Linked DNA regions of Homo sapiens: region 2 is linked to region 1. Evidence: chromatin loops called from intact Hi-C (ENCODE). Cell type or tissue: B cell. All regions are shown on one strand. Links, peaks and the distances in the headings refer to the core of each region. The heading gives the core; the rest is flanking DNA.

The links. Hi-C counts contacts between places; a loop is a spot of excess contacts. Peaks named below come from ENCODE experiments on the same cell type or tissue, not always from the same donor. Only the 100,000 strongest peaks of a DNase experiment are listed, where the experiment ranks them.
Region 2: it touches region 1 in a loop (4-fold over the local background); 7 of 110 quality-filtered maps call a loop at or near these places.

Annotation. Positions count from the first base shown.
Region 1 is chr5:178,707,855-178,716,195 of GRCh38, forward strand. ZNF354A (zinc finger protein 354A) reads right to left here. Exons shown (of 5, transcript NM_005649.3): 5 at 3,658-5,767. The coding sequence ends at 4,206. Among named protein-coding and RNA genes, the nearest start is that of MSANTD5, 14 kb to the left of the region's middle. In B cell, for the core only: no CTCF peak of the experiment used is centred there; no DNase peak of the experiment used is centred there.
Region 2 is chr5:178,633,252-178,641,592 of GRCh38, forward strand. No RefSeq gene overlaps it. Among named protein-coding and RNA genes, the nearest start is that of CLK4, 10 kb to the left of the region's middle. In B cell, for the core only: no CTCF peak of the experiment used is centred there; a DNase peak (open chromatin) is centred at 4,460; H3K27ac peaks cover 1,096 bases.

The DNA.
Region 1 (8,341 bases), core at 205-8,204:
AGCTTCAATTTCCCAGGTCTCATCTAGAAGGGATAAGATAGCTTTATAAGCACAGGTTTTCAAAAGAAAAACATTGCAGAGGCAAAAAAAAAAAAAAAAAAAAAAAAAAAAAAATTCTCATTGTGATTATTTGCATCTGGGGTTATACTGTAAAAAGAGACATTTTAGATCTTTTATATAGTCTCTAATAGTAAACAGAAAGATTACATTTTTATTACTGCAGATTTTATCCTGGCACTTGAAAATTCGTTTGCAATTTTGGAAGCAGGAAATACTTTTGGTGTGTTTCCATTGGTCATTTGAGCTGAAAAGATTGAGTGTGGAAAGTCATTACAATTTCTGCTATGGTTGTTTTATTTTTATCTGAATTTCCTTTCATCGGAAAATTTGTTACTTTATCCGTTTCTTTAGCACTATTTGAGGAAATCATCTATCACTTAGGCTTAGCTGTTAGTATATCCTGCCTTATATCTGACTTTCCAATATGTTCAATACTGAATGAACAATTGTGTACTGTAGAAAGAGCTTCAAAACATCTTTTCTCTGATACCAAATATTTTAAAAATTAATCATGAAACTTATACTTGCATTTTGATTCAAATATACATAAATGAAAATAGGCAATAGGGTAGATCTCATATTAAGTATCCTTAACACAAAATATAAAATAAAAAATAAGTTAATAACAATAATTGAAAATACTAATTTCGATCATCTCACTCACAAGAGTGAAGCATAATTACCAATAAATTGAGGCTGAGCTATTGAAAGGTTGGAAGCTTACAAACTAACAATAAACTTGAACTTGATATGTGACACAGAAAAGTCGAACTTGATGCATGCCTGCAAGGGAGAACTGTGTTTGCAGTAACAGGATCCCTGAAGAAAGCCAGAGCTGATCTTATCCAAAATTTTAAGCAGCTCAGTGTCTGGGACTGGCGAATTTTCAGAGGCAGGGATGTTTATGGACTGTTAGATTTTCAAGCGTGTTAGTGTGGTCACTGGAATTAGACGGTTGTCGACTGGCTAACTTCCAGAAGCACGGTCACTGGAAGGAGGGACTTGCTGACCAACCGTGGTCTAGAAGCAGCACTCAAGTGGCATTCAGAAGCTGGAGGCTGTCAGGAAGTTGATTTCAGAAGCATGGCTGCTGGCAGCGAGGCCATCATTGATTTTTCAGACCACGTGTACTGATCCAAAGATCTAATTATTGGGGATTATTTTACAACTTAGGAATTTGGCCAAAAGAACAGTCTTTTCCTTTCTTTAATACGGAAAACAAGTACTTTTATTCTCACTTCCCCCTTTTGCCTTCCCTCAGTCAAACACATAGGATAAAACATAAGAGATGGTTCAGATCTTTATTTGTGGAGGTATGATTTCCAACTTGTATTGCCACTTAAGCGATTTAAGCGCCAATTACTGAAGCAGAACCGTAGCTCAAAGTGCTGATTTTTCATTAATGAGGGGAGAAACCCTGAATACATTTAAGGCATCCTAACAAAGTTAATACAGGATTCAGGACAAAATCATTAAATACAGGACGTTTGGCAACCCTACCTGTGAGTCAGCTTTCTCCTCACTTGCCACTCTCACCTATTTGCCTATGAAAACCATGCCTTATTTATTCTAATACATGATTATCTGTCTCCTGTTCTCCATCAATGCTGTCCCTGTTTGAGTTGGAACCCTCATTTACCTATTACTTGAATTTAAACAGCCCAGATTTCCTGGGTGGCATCAGTCATCAGCTTTCTTCAACCCCATACGCTTATCTTCTATGGAATTTCCCTTGCTTACCATCTTTGACTCCACCGATTTTACCATAAAATCCAAACTCCTTAGCTTGGCAAATAAGGCCTTTTGTGATTTGGCTTCTGCCTTCTACTCGAGCTTTAACATTTGTCATTTTCCTGCTCACTAGTTCTAAATTAAGTTTTCCAAATGTCCTATTATCCACCTGTGGTTTGGCGCATGCTGTTTCCTCTTAATCGGAATGCTTCTGTCTCCCTCGGAGTTCCTACTATTCTCCCCAAATATAGCCCAGGCATCATTGCCCCTGGAAAGCTTTGATGTCTCCAGGCTTTCTTCATGAGTCTCTTTCTTCATCCTGTGCAAATCTTTACAATATTTTCATAGTGGAACATATTGTCATAACTTATTTGCCTACTGAAACAACAAAAACTGCAATATAATCTGCTTGCTCATTTGCTAGCCCAACTCCATCCCCTTCCCAATTCATGGCTTCTTGAAGAAAAGCCTGTGTCTGTCTTAAAACTTGTACAGTTTTAAAACTTGTAAACTTGTATAGTACCTGCTCCAAAGTTAAAAAATATTTACTGTTGAGAAAAACTTAGGACTGTAATGTCCCCCCTCAAACTGGGAAGGAGCCGAGAGACCAAAGAATGACTCAGACAAGTCCAGCTTGATGAGCAGATGAGTTTATTATGACTTCCATACAGGGCTCTCCTGGACTGCAGCAGGACAGCTCTGGAGATCTGCACCACCTCGCACCTCTAAGCTGCTTTTAAGCCAGTTTTCTGGCTCTTTGCCTCGTGTGTGATTGGACTGTTTGCTTAGTGTGTTCCCAGATACTCTGGGATGTTTGGGTTCTCAGGGACACTTGCTCCTCAGCTGGGCACCATGGCCTCTGCTTACTGTCCAGACTTCAGGGCTCAAGTAGTGGATATAAACCCTTAGGTAACCTGGTAGGGGATCTGTCACACTACACTAAGTTTATGAAACAATTCACATGTCTTGTTTGGGCTGCTGTAACAAAATAACCTCATCATACTAGGTAACTAATAAAATATTTCTCACAGTTCTGGAGGCTGGGAAACCCATTTAAAGTGCTAGCAGGTTTGGTGTCTGGTTATGGCCATCTTGATTCAAAGAAGGTATCTTACCACTGTGCCTTCACATGGCTGAAGGGCAGAACAAGCTCCCTTGGGGCTCTCTGATAAGGGCACTGAGGGCTCCGCCCTTCTGATCTGATCACCTCTTCACACATCCCACTTCATGATACCATCACCTTGGAGGTTAGCATTTGAACACAGGGATTTGGGGGAGACATAAACATTGAGACCATAGCAATGTCCTTTTCAAGAGTTTGCCACAGGTGTTAGATTTGCGAAAGTTCTTCTGATGTGTTCGTTATAAATTTAAAAAATACATATTTAGGGTGGCCGGGCACGGTGGCTCACACCTGTAATCCCAGCACTTTGGGAGGCCGTGGCAGGCAGATCACCTGAGGTCAGGAGTTCAAGACCAGCCTGGCCAACATGGAGAAACCCTGTCTCTACTAAAAATACAAAATAGCCGGGTGTGGTGGCAGGTGCCTGTAATCCCAGCTACTCGAGAGGCTGAGGCAGGAGAATTGCTTGAACCTGGGAGGCGGAGGTTGCAGTGAGCCGAGATCGCACCATTGCACTCCAGCCTGGGTGACAGAGACTCCATCTCAAAATAAAAATAATAATAATAAATACATACATACATATTTAGTAGCTTTAAACCTGAAATTATTGCCTGTTTTTCTATCTAATACAGTTCAGGGCATATAACTGGTACACCTAATAAATGACTTCAGAGAAATAAAATCCAAAACCAAGTTAAGACAGTTGAGTAGAAAATTCACAACTACTAGAACAAAAGACCAGATTTTTCTTTTTCTTTTTTAATGAAATCCATGCATAAGTTTGACATCAGGGTAGGAAAAGGACAAACCCCAGAGACTGAGAGGTAGTTCATAATTCATTTTTCTTTTATTTTGGTCCTTTTCTCTAAAAAGGTACAATTTGATCAAGCTATTAAAATGCTATAAAAATATTACCAGTTTGGTGGTCTTCTAATGAGAAATCTAAAGCACACCTCCCCACCCACTCGGATATCTGTTTCTGATGATCACGTGACATCTAGCATATACGTCTGTAGGAAAAGGGAAAAAGCAAACCCATTTCACAAATGGCTAAAGTCAATGTCTTCAATTGTAAATTCTTCATCTCAGGTTATTTTTTTAAGTGTCTGACAGGCACAAACACTTTCCTCATATCTATTATATAGCTGAGGTTTATCCATGGAATTAAATACCTAATGAGGGCTAAATTATTACAGTTTTTTTCACATCCATTACATTTATTACATCTCTCTCAAGGATGTATTCTTCGATGAGCTTTGGTTTAAGGCTTTCACACATACAAATCTACTTTCTAGGGGTCCTCTTCGATATGAATTTTATAATGATTAGTAAGGGATGACCTATGGTTGAAAAGTTTCCCACATGTATTACATTCATAGGGTTTCTCTCCAGTATGAATTCTCTGATGTGCAATACGTGATGAGCTTTGTCTAAAAGTTTTTCCACATGTATTACATTTAAAGGGTTTTTCTCCTGTATGAATCCTTCGATGCTGAATAAGAGCTGAACTTTGGCCAAAAGATATCCCACATTCCTCACATCGATATGGTTTCTCTCCAGTATGAATTCTCTGGTGATTACTAAGTGATGAGTTACACCTGAATGTTTTCCCACACTCGTTACATTTATAGGGTCTTTCTCCAGTATGCATTCTCTGATGTTGAATGAGAGCTGAACTCTGTCTGAAGGCTTTTCCACATACTTTACATTTACATGGTTTTTCTCCAGTATGAATTCGCTCGTGAATAATAAGTGTTGAGTGGGAGCTTAAGGCTTTACCACATTCATTACAATTATAAAACTTCTCTCCAGTATGAATGATTCGGTGTCTATTAAGTCGTGAAATAGAAGTAAAGCCTTTCCCACATTCATTGCATCTATAGGGCTTTTCTCCGGTGTGAATTCTTTCATGTTGAATAAGAGAGGCACTCTGGCTGAAGGCTCTCCCACATTCACTACATTTAAAAGGCTTCTCTCCAGTGTGAATTCTCTGATGATAACGAAGGGATGAGCTAGACTTAAAGGTGTTGCCACATTCATTACATAAGTAGGACTTCTTTCTAGAATGAATTCTTTGACATCCAGAAAGGGATGTGCTGCAACTAGATGCCTTCCTACCCGGATTATACTTACAAGGGTTTTCTTCAGCATGAATTTTTTGATGTATAAAAAGGCCTGACCTTCGGCTGAAGGATTTACCACATTCTTTACATCTGTAGGATTTCTCCACAGTATGGGTTCTTAGATGTTTATAAAGGGATGTACTGAGAGTAAAGGCTTTCCCACATTCTTTACATATGTAGGGTTTCTCTCCAGTATGCGTTATTTGATGTTGAATAAGAGCTGAACTTTGGCTAAAGGCTTTTGAACATTCTTTACACTTAAATAGTTTCTCTCCACTATGGTTTTTCTCATGTTTACGAAGGGATGAAGTGTTAATGAAGGTTTTTTCACACAGACTACATTTATAGCGTTTATCTGCTGTAATTTTTGGTTGATTAAGTAATTGTGAATTCTGTTTGAGGCTGTTTCCTTGTATTTCACATTTTGGTGGTGTTTTTTCTCTGGGAAGTATCTGTTGCCTAATAAGCACTGACTTTGGGCTGAAGTTTTGGCTCAATTCAGTATTTTTATGGCTTCTTTCTATAGTGGGGATTTTTTTGTGGGTGGCTGAAACTATCTGAAAACTTCCCTTTTTATCCTGCTTTTTCTCTAATCTGCCTTCATATATGTAAGGCTTTTCTAATTTCAAATCCCAAGGTACATTCCTGTTGGATCTTTTCAGTATCAGTCCCTGAAATGAAGAGTCTTGTGTTTGCGTTGACTTTGTGGTTTTATGACTGCTCTTCGATCCTGGAGGGAAAAAAAAAATCAAAAATGTTTCATGTGATATCATAGCATCTGACTACTGAGACTAAAAGTGTAGAAGGAATAAATATTGGTGACATTTAAATAAGACCCTGATATCTGTATGAAAAAAATTGCAAAAAGAAAAAATAGGACAGTTAGACAGTATAATAAAATATAATTGACAGCAATTTAAGTACTAGGGTGAAGAATAAAATAAAGCAAACCCATTTAAAGAGGGTGAGAAAGAGTGACCAGAAGAATTGGCTAATGAAGAACAGAGAAAAGGGTTATAAAGGGATCATGAGTTGAAAGAGGAAGTTTGGGGTTAGGACCCAAAACCCATGATGGAATCCTAATTTTTTTTTGTTTTTTTTTTTTGACATTTATCTTCTTTGTGTAATTTTTTTTGAGACAGTCTCACTCTGTCGCCCAGGCTCGAGTGCAGTGGCGCGATCTCGGCTCACTGCAACCGGTCTCCTGGCTTCAAGCAATTCTTGTGCCTCAGCCTCCTGAGTAGCTGGGATTACAGGCACCCACCATCATGCCTGGCTAATTTTTGTATTTTTAGTAGAGACAGGGTTTCACCGTGTTGGCCAGGCTGGCCTTGAACTCCTGACCTCAAGTGATCTACCCACCTCGGCCTCCCAAAGTGCTTGGATTACAGGCATGAGCCACTGTGCTCAGCCTTTATATAATTATTCTTAATCTGGAAAGTCCCTCCACCCCATGTCAAATTCCCTTATATCCTTCAGATTCAGTTCAAAAATGGACTCTCTCAATCCTTTGACTCTGAGCAGCCACGGTCCCTTCTCCTTACTATAGCACTTACCAGAGTATTAAACATATGTATTACTGACCTTTATAATATATGCACACATATATAGTATATTATAGTTCTATATCTATGTCTGTATGTATCTCACTTTCCTTTTCTGAAGTAACTGTTCTTCACAAGCAGATCAGAATGCCCTATTTTCCTACAGATCCTCTTGACAGCACTCCAATTATATACAAAAGTTGTATGTTTTGTTAATCTGCCTTAATTACTTATACATTCCTAACTGGAACAATGTCAAATATTCTTACGTATTTCATATATATACAAATATGCACATGTGTTATACATACATACACATACATACTTCATATATATACAAATATGCACATGTGTTATACATACATACACATACACATTTCAGACCCTTGTAGAAGTTGCCTCCTAGGCCAGTACATGGGTGATTAGAGAGGTTTCAGGGCCAGTTCAAACAGGAGGGCCCTGTTATTGAATTAATCGACAAGAGGTGCCACAAGACAGGCCTAGAGCCAAGAGGTGCAAGATAGGAAGGCAGCCTACTCATGCATCAAGCAAGAGAGGTTACATGGGATGGCTGAAAAGAGTCAAAGATCAACAATAAGACAGGCATGGATATATAAGATAAAGCATGGTTAACATGGAAAAGTAAAGAACAGAAGTGAAGAAATATTAAAATTGGATAAGAACACAATTCAATAGATAGTAAATTCTCTCAGGGGAACGGTTATGCACATAGTCTTAGCATCTTCTCTTGGGGTAGAGGTAACTGTTTAAAGGGACCATTTGTGTCTCACTGTATTTGCGATTCCTGTATGACAGTCACTTTCACACATCTACAAATTACTTCTGCTTAACAAACACAATACATCTTGCTTTTCCCTTATTAGTGTTCACTTACTAGTTCCCTTCATGGATAACTCTTCTTCCATTCCTTCTTTAAATAATGGTATTCCCTAGGGTTTTGGATTTTTTTTTCACTCCACACACCCTCCCTGACTAACTTCACATGCCTTATATCTTTATACTATTTACTGTAAGGGAAAGCAGAGTTTCTTAACTTTATGCTTAACACCTTCCTAGTTCCTTCTCCGTTTCAGTCTTGCTAAATTAAGTGATCAAATTTTAATACATTATTTAGGCCAAATATATGGAGGGGGCAGTGGCAAAAATGAAGTGCTTTTTCCCTGTGAATATCGGTCGTTGTTTCTAGGCTTAATATATGTGCTGGGAAGAAGGCAGCAGCAAGATTCTGCAACTTGGATTCTAGCTTGTAAGGCAATGATACAGAACCTGCCTTAGGCCTAGTGTAAAGAAAGGTCCCTCACCTTTGCTACAGCCCTGAGCACGGGGATCAGGTACTTAAGTGGTATTTTGTTTGCCATGCATTACTATCTCTACCATAATCTCCTAACTAGTCTTGCCCTCTGCCAATTCAGTCTCCACACTGCAGCCAGAATAATCTCTGTGGTTTTTTTTTTTTTTGAGATGGAGTCTCACTGTGTCACCCAGGCTGGAGTGCAGTGGCGCGACCTCGGCTCACTGCAACCTCCCCCTCCCAGGTTCAAGTGATTCTCCTGCCTCAGCCTCCTAAGTAGCTGGGATTACAGGTGTGCGCCACCACACCTGGCTAATTTTTGTATTTTTAGTAGAGACAGGGTTTCACCATGTTGGTCAGGCTGGTCTCGAACTCCTGATCTCATGTTCCGCCCACCTCAGCCTCCCCAAAGCGCTGGGATTACAGGTGTGAGCCATCATGCCCGGCC
Region 2 (8,341 bases), core at 7-8,006, 75 kb before region 1:
TTGTACCTCAAACTGCATAAGTTATAGCCACAGTGCCTGATGAGTGCTTAGTGAAGATGGAAAAGGGATTACATTTGTGGGTGGGAGACATGAACAGAAACGTATTCCAATCGATGCCAACTGAGTTCAGTACTGTCTGTGGTTTCAGGCACCCACTGGGGGTCTTGGAACATATCACTGACGATAAGAGGGGACTGAGATACTGGAGGGTGGGTACAGCACAGAAGTGAAAACAGCTTAAAATTTAGTATCAGAATTCACAATTCTGAAGGTGCCAAATCATTCCCCATTAAATAGGGTCATCTCTTACTGGCCTTTCTCTCCTTAGGTCCCAACCAACCAAGTTCCTTTGAATCATTCTCAAATTTTCTTTCAAGAACTCTCTCCTTTTGGCTGGGCATGGTGGTTCCCGCCTGTTAATTCCAGCACTTTGGGAGGCCGAGGCAGGCAGATTGCTTGATTCCAGGAGTTTGAGACCAGCCTGGCCAACATGACAAAATCCTGTCTTTACTAAAATTAGAAAAATTAGCCAGACATGGTGGTACACACCTGTAATCCCAGCTACATCAGGAGGCTGAGGCACAAGAATTGCTTGAACCCAGGAGGCAGAGGTTGCAGTGAGCCGAGATGGTACCACTGCACTCCAGCTGACCGACAGACTCCCTCCTTCCTTCCTTCTTTCCTTCTGTATTTATTGGGCACTTACGTATGCCACATACTGTTCTAGACGCTAAAGATACAAAAGTATATAAGACAAAGTGCCTATCGCCATGGAGGTTAGGATGTAGTGGGAGAGAGAAAAAAATGGAAATAAATAAAATACTTCAATGTTTTACATGTGCTATGAAAGAAACAAACTAGAGACTGAAAGAATAACTGAGGATGGCTTATTTTAGGTGGGCTGCTCAGAAAAGGGCTCTTGGCAGCTGTAACGTTTTAGTTGAAGCTAAAGGAAAAGGGGAAGCCAGACATGTGAAGGATGGGATAAAAACCTCCTGCGAGTCTCATTGAACTCCATGAGGAAATTGTGAGCATGCTCATGGAAGTTTTGTTTGTCATAGGAAGAAAAACTTGGAAACAAAGTAGAGATCCATCATTAGGGGAATGAATAACTAGAAAATATATATGGATACTGCATATCGGTTAAAAGCTATGAACTAGATTTATGTATAGCATATGAACAGACCTAAGAAACTTAATGTTGAGTGGAGAAAAAAACTCGCGATTTACAAAACCATTTTTGCGGATATTTAAAAACCCACAACTACCCTACATATTTTCAAGGCCACGTGTACGACTGAGTAAGTGACTTGAGGAAAGATTGGAAGGACAATATATGAAACACACTGGAGATGTGCTTCTCAGAGGTCTGAACTTGGAATAGGAGACCACTGAGGCTCGGCATTCCGTTTCCTCTGCAGCTTTGCCACCCGACAGCTAAATCCTTGGTCTGATTTTCAACACAATGTTCCCTATGGCCGCAACAGGCCTTCTGTCTCTACAATGTGCTTTAACTTACAATTGACTGACCTGAGCTTGTCATTTTCCTTCTTCAAAGTTTTTTGTTTGTTTGTTTGTTTGAGACGGAGTTTCACTCTGTCACCCAGGCTGGAGTGCAGTGGCATGATCTCGGCTCACTGCAACCTCTGCCTCCTGGGTTCAAGCAATTCTCTTGCCTCAGCCTCCTGAGTATCTGGGACTACAGGCATGCACCACCACGCCCAGCTAATTTTTTTGCATTTTTAGTAGAGACAGAGTTTCACCATGTTGGTCAGGCTGGTCTCGAACTCCTGACCTCAAATGATCTGCCCACCTTGGCCTCTCAAAGTGCTGGGATTACATGTGTGAGCCACTGAGCCTGGCCTCAAAGTTTTAAAAATAACCAAAAGCAGACAACTCTTACACAATTCTTATAATTGCCATTGCCCCCATGCTATTCGAGTGCCTCCAGCTACTGCATCAGCCAATGTTTCACCTCCACCTGGAACTCATTCCAGTTCACCACCAGTGAGAGTTTTTCTAGATCCAAGGGCTATATTCTTTTTCCTATTTTACCACCTTGTCTCCCTTAGAAGTAATGATAATGGGCATCCTTGCCTTATCACTGTTTGCGAAGGGAATTCTTCTAATACCTACAGGTCATATTTGGCAGGCTTCCAAATTAACCTGCCTGGGGAGGACTTGTGGTTCCTGATGAACTTCTGTCCTGAGCAAAGAATCTTCTTGTGAGTTCCTCAGATTCTTGACATACTAATTAATGCATAACCCACTGACGTTGAACAAGACACTGATTTGTTTCTGAATCCTGAAGTTTTACTGATTGTCCTGCACGTAGAACATTGTAGCCTGCATGCAGTCATCTGTAGCCAATGATTGTAATCTCTATACTGTACCCTCCAATGCAGAGGGTACAACTCCTCTGGGAAGGAGTCCACTCCCTTCTCCTAAACTTTCTTATAAAAGCCTTCCACCTTGTAGCACACTCTAGAATGTGCCAGCCTTCTTGGTGTGTCTTCCCAGGTCAATCCTCACATTTGGCTTCCAATAAAACTTTATCAAATCAGCCTTAGTTTTGGTAACACTTTCAAGATTTTAGTTAAGTTTGATGTTATAACTTTTCTTCTCAGTATGTTGTGGAAATATGTTCACCCCAATAAATATTTATACACAGTCAATCCTGTTTTTTTTTTTTTTTTTTTTTGAGACAGAGTCTTGCTCGTCGCCCAGGCTGGAGTGCAGCGGCGCGATCTCAGCTCACTGCAAGCTCCGCCTCTTAGGTTCATGCCATTCTCCTGCCTCAGCCTCCCGGGTAGCTGGGACTACAGGCACCGGCCACCACGCCCGGCTAATTTTTTGTATTTTTAGTAGAGACGGGTTTCATCTTGTTGGCCAGGATGGTCTCGATCTCTTGACCTCATGATCTGCCCGCCTCAGCCTCCCAAAGTGCTGGGATTACAGGTGTGAGCCACGGTGCCCGGCCTCCTATCTGAAATAAATTCTAAGTATCTAAGTGCTCTCTCTTTAATTGTATTTCCCTGATGATTTGGCTCTCCTTAACAGTTCCTAGTTTTGCAGAATTTGCTTATAAAATTCCTTGCAGTTACAATCTACGTTCCATTTGCATTGTTACATAGTTTCTACAGTGGTCGTATCAACTTGTTTCATTCTCTTGTCTATTAACTCATTAATGAGAAAATACTCTCAACATTAATATGAGCTATATATGTATACACACATATACAGCTATATATCCATACTGCATATATATTGAACATCTGTTATCATAAAATTAATAACTGAAAACTGATCTTCCAATTTGATCCATTGAAGCACATAATACCATCTTTCAAGGAATAACTTTCCATTCTTCAGTATTATTTTACATCTCTTGATCAAAATCTATGTAAAAGAATAAAATTCTTCAAAACCCACTTCAAAAGATAGCAGTGGCAAGTGTCATAAAAATCATCCATTACAATTCAGAATTTATTTTTATTTTATTTATTTTATTTTTTTGAGACGGAGTCTTGCTCTGTTGCCCAGGCTGGAGTGCAGTGGCAAGATCTCGGCTCACTGCAAGCTCCGCCTCCCAGGTTCATGCCATTCTCCTGCCTCAGCCTCCCAAGTAGCTGGGACTACAGGCACCTGCCACCACGCCTGGCTAATTTTTTGTATTTTTAGTAGAGACGGGGTTTCACCGTGTTAGCCAGGATGATCTCGATCTCCTGACCTTGTGACCCGCCTGCCTCTGCCTCCCAAAGTGCTGGGATTATAGGCGTGAGCCGCCGTGCCCGGCCTTCTTTTTATTTTCTTTCTTTCTTTTTGAGACGGAGTCTCACTCTGTCGCCCAGGCTGGAGTGCAGTGGCATGGTTTTGGCTCATTGCAACCTCCACCTCCTGGGTTCAAGCAATTCTCTTGCCTCAGCCTCCCAAGTAGCTGGGATTGCAGACATGCACCACTACGCCTGGCTAATTTTTGCATTTTTAGTAGAGACGGGGTTTCACCGTGTTGGCCAGGCTGGTTTCGAACTCCCGACCTCAGGTGATTTGCCCACGTCAGCCTCCCAAAGTGCTGGGATTACAGACATGAGCTACCGCTCCCGGGCCAGAGTTTCTTTTTATTTTCACAAGCAAGGTTGTCCCTTTTAAGAATTGCTTGATACTTAAAGGGATGACCCTTTCATCAGCTCTTTCTTTAACACAAGATTAAACGATTTGAGCTGGCCAGGCTTCCACCCATTGCCCAGGGAACCTGTGTGTGGGTTGAGGAATGTGTTCAACGTTCAACAGGTTAACAAATCTGCCTCAGCTTTCACTTCCTGCTTGTACGGGGTGTCGAGGTCGGTCACATGCGAGTATAAACTGGGGCCTGTCTTGTTCCCTAGATCTCCCTTTTAAATGTTTTGCTGATTGCTTGCTTGCCCCAACTGTTATCACAGCCTTAGGAGATTCCATGCTCTGCCGGCCTCTGATTGCTACCAAATATTATTGTTTTCAAAAAACCAAGGAAACAGAGCTTTTCCTTGAAGCTCCAAATCATTTCAGCCCCTTTTGGCACCAGTAAGGCAGCCAGTCCCACCAACACTGCACCATGGAGCTGGGGCAAGGGCAGGGGGAAGTGAGAACGGGAGCAGTTCTAAGACGATGTGTCACACACTTTGTTGATCTTACTAAGGTTCAATAGTTTCTCTTGAATAAATGATTTTCAGCTTGTTGTATGCCTTTGCTTAATTTCCAGAGTTCCAAAGTAATTGTTTTTAGTAATTTGCTATTTATTTTTTAGTTGCTGCTTTTGGGAGAGAATGTGTAAAGGTCCTCTCTCTGTTCTTCTAGAAGCTCCCCATGGGTATAATTCAAAATTTTCTGTTTTAATTTAATCTAATATATCAAAAATATCATTTAAACATGTAATTTATATCAATATTGTTATTATTATTTTGTAGAGATGGGGTTTAACCATGTTGCCCAGGCTGGTCTTGAACTCCTGGGCTCAGGTGATCCATCTGCCTCTACCTCCCAAAGTGCTGGGATTACAGGCCTGAGCCACTGTGCCTGGCCTATATCAGTATTATTAATGAAGTATTTTGTTTTCTTTTTTTTTTTTTCGTACCAAGGTTTTATAATCTGATATATATTTTACACTTACAGCTCATCTCAATTTGAACCAGTTACATTTTCAGTGCCTAATAGCCACATTGGCTAGTGGCTACAAGATTGGACACACAGTTTTAACTGTTGCTAGAGTAAAGAAATGCTGCTGGTTTTTAGATATTAATCCTATGTGTTGTCACCTTGCTAAATTCTCTCGTCATGTCTAATTTCCTGTCTTTAAATTATTTGGGGCTTTCTAGGTAAAAGATTGTATCATCTGCAAATAATAATGGGCTTGTTTCACCTCTTGGTCTTTACACCTCTTATTTATTTTTCTTCTGTTACTGTGCTACCTAAGGCGACCAGTACAGCTACAAATGGAAGCAGTCATCGTGGGCAACATTGTCTTGTCAGAGCTTACAAGAAATATTGTTAACATTTTGCTGTTAAGAATGCTGTCCGTAACAGGTGTTGATAGCAACTTTTCATTAGATTGAGATGGTTCCTTTCCATTTCAAATTCATACACTCACATTCTTGGTGAGCATTTTATTTGCTTTTTATTCTTCTTTTGAGATGATTGCATGATTTTTATAGTAATATAAAATTACATTTAGAGTTTAACTTTAAGCTACTTTGTGGAAAAACCTTTTATATACTATACTTTTCTGGGTCATTGTTGCAATTTTTTAAAGGCTTTTTGTGTCTATGTCCATGAATGAGATTGGCCCCCACTCTTTATTCTCCTGTAATTCATTATCCATCCAGAAGTTGGAAAAGTCTTAGAAATACTGAACTCATTACTTCTCTACAGAAAGCTATCAAAATTTTCTAAGTTTATTTAAAACAAATTTAAAACCATTATTCCGGCCAACAAGGCCTTACAAAATCTGGTATATCTTATGCTATTCTCCATTTACCTTCAGCCTTTTTCAGTGCTACTCAATGTTTTTCTGGATAGCCTATCTAGTTCATTAAGACAAGAAAGATAAATAAATGAATTGCAGAAAAAAAACTGTTATTATTTGTGGATGTTATCATTGCATGTGTAGAAAATGGAAAATACATCTGTAATCCCAGCACTTTGGGAGGCCGAGGTGGGTGGATCACCTGAGGTCAGGAGTTCAAGACCAGCCTGTTCAACATGGTAAAACCCCGTCTCTAATAAAAATACAAAAATTAGCTGGGCCTGTTGGCGCGTGCCTGTAATTCCAGCTACTTGGGAGGCGGAGACAGGAGAATTGCTTGAACCCAGGAGGCGGACGTTGCAGTGAGCTGAGATCTCACCACTGCACTCCAGCTTGGGCGACAGAGCGAGGCTCCATCTCAAAAAAAAAAAAAAGAAAAAAGAAAATGCAAAATAAGGCCCAGCATGATGGCTTACTCCTATAATCCCAGCACTTTGGGAGGCCGAGGCGGGCAGATAGCTTAAGCTCAGGAATTTGAGATAAGCCTGAACAACATGGTGAAACAACATCTCTACAAAAAATACAAAAAAATTAGCTGGGCGTGGTGGCGCAGGCCTGTAGTCCCAGCTACTCGGGAGGCTGAGGTTTGAGAATCGCTTGAGCCTGGGAGGCAGAGGTTGCAGTGAGCCAAGATTGTGCCACTGCACTCTAGTCTGAGCAACAGAGCCAGACCCTGTCTCAATAAAAAAAAAAAAAAAAAGAAAGAAAAGAGAGAGAAAGAAAGAGAAAATGCACAACATAACCTGTAAATCATTAGCAAAGTTGATGGATATAAAATCAGTGTAAAAAAATCAAATATGTTTCTGTCAACAATATATCTTAGCAAAGTTTTATCATTTCTACCATTTTACCTTATGGTAAGAATGATAAAACTTTACTAAGAGATCTTCAGGAATACCTACATAAAGATACCAAATTCACTGGGTAAAAGACTCAATATTAAAAATACTGCCCCCTATTCTTTCCAAATTGATCCATTAGATCAATTATAAGCAAAATCCCAATGGGGCTTTTTGTAGAAACTGAGAAGCTGATTCTAAAAAAAAGTGATAAAACTACAAAGAGCCACGACTCGCCAAGTGACTTGAAGAAGAACAAGGCGAGAGCACATGCTCTAACAGAGATTGTAGTGAACCTATAGTGACTAAGACAGCATGATGTCGGCACAAGGATAGATAAGTAAACCAACAGAACAGAACAGAGAGCCCAGGAACAGATCTCCATACGCCGGGTGCCTCCGGAAAAGATTCCGAGACTCTGATATTTGTGGCACGAAGTTTCATAAGGAGTATTCTCAGGAAGAGCACCTTGAGGTGAGCACATGTGTTGCTTCAGCTGGTCCTCTCAGGAAATCTGGGTCTGAAGTCACCCTTCACAGTTATCCCAGTTGAGTTAGGAGGTCCCGATCTTTATATTCCAACGTTGACCAGTCATTAGAGGTAGGCTGACCCCAGGGAAGGCATGTAGCTTTGAGAAAGAAGCTTCCTTAGGTTGAGGGCAGTTTCTAGACAATGACTCATCTGTAAGCTGGCAACCAGAGCAGTGAGTGCACTGGTCCTGAAGTGGGATATGGGCGGCACAGCACCGTGTCCACTGCAGGCCACCCTTCCACTGCAGTAAGCCCTTGCCATCTGGAGCTACTCTTCCAGGTTTCTGGCTGGTCTCTTTTCCTGATGGGTTAATGGGATGAGGTTTGGCCCCTTCTGCTGCAGCTTGTTTCCAGGCCACAGCTGGTACCCACTGTCTCCCTCCACTTTCCAGCTTAGATTCTCTGCACCTGTGGCTAGCTCCTTTGCTGGTCTTGGCGGCTCATCTGGGAAGGTAACCCAGGCCCTCAACCCTGTGTGTTCTAAGCCTCTAGTCACCTCGTCCTTCTCAGGCCACGGCTTACTTTCTTGTCCATTTACTGTTAAGACTGGGAAAGAGGCTGGGCATGGAGGCTCATGGCTGTAATCCCAGCACTTTTGGAGGCCAAGGCAGGCAGATCACGAGCTCAGGAGTTCAAGACCAGCCTGGCCAACATGGTGAAACCCCATCTCTACTAAAGATACAAAAAAATTAGCCGGGCATGGTGGCACACACCTGTAATCCCAGCCACTCGGGAGGCTGAGGCAGAAGAATCACTTGAATTTAGGAAGCGGAGGTTGCAGTGAGTTGAGATCACCCCACTGCACTCCAGCCTGGGCGACAGGGCGAGACTCTGTCTCAAAAAAAAAAAAAAACAAAGGCTGGGAAAGAGGGTACCGAGATCACCCGAATGGGTTGCTCAGTGTCTCACTTATC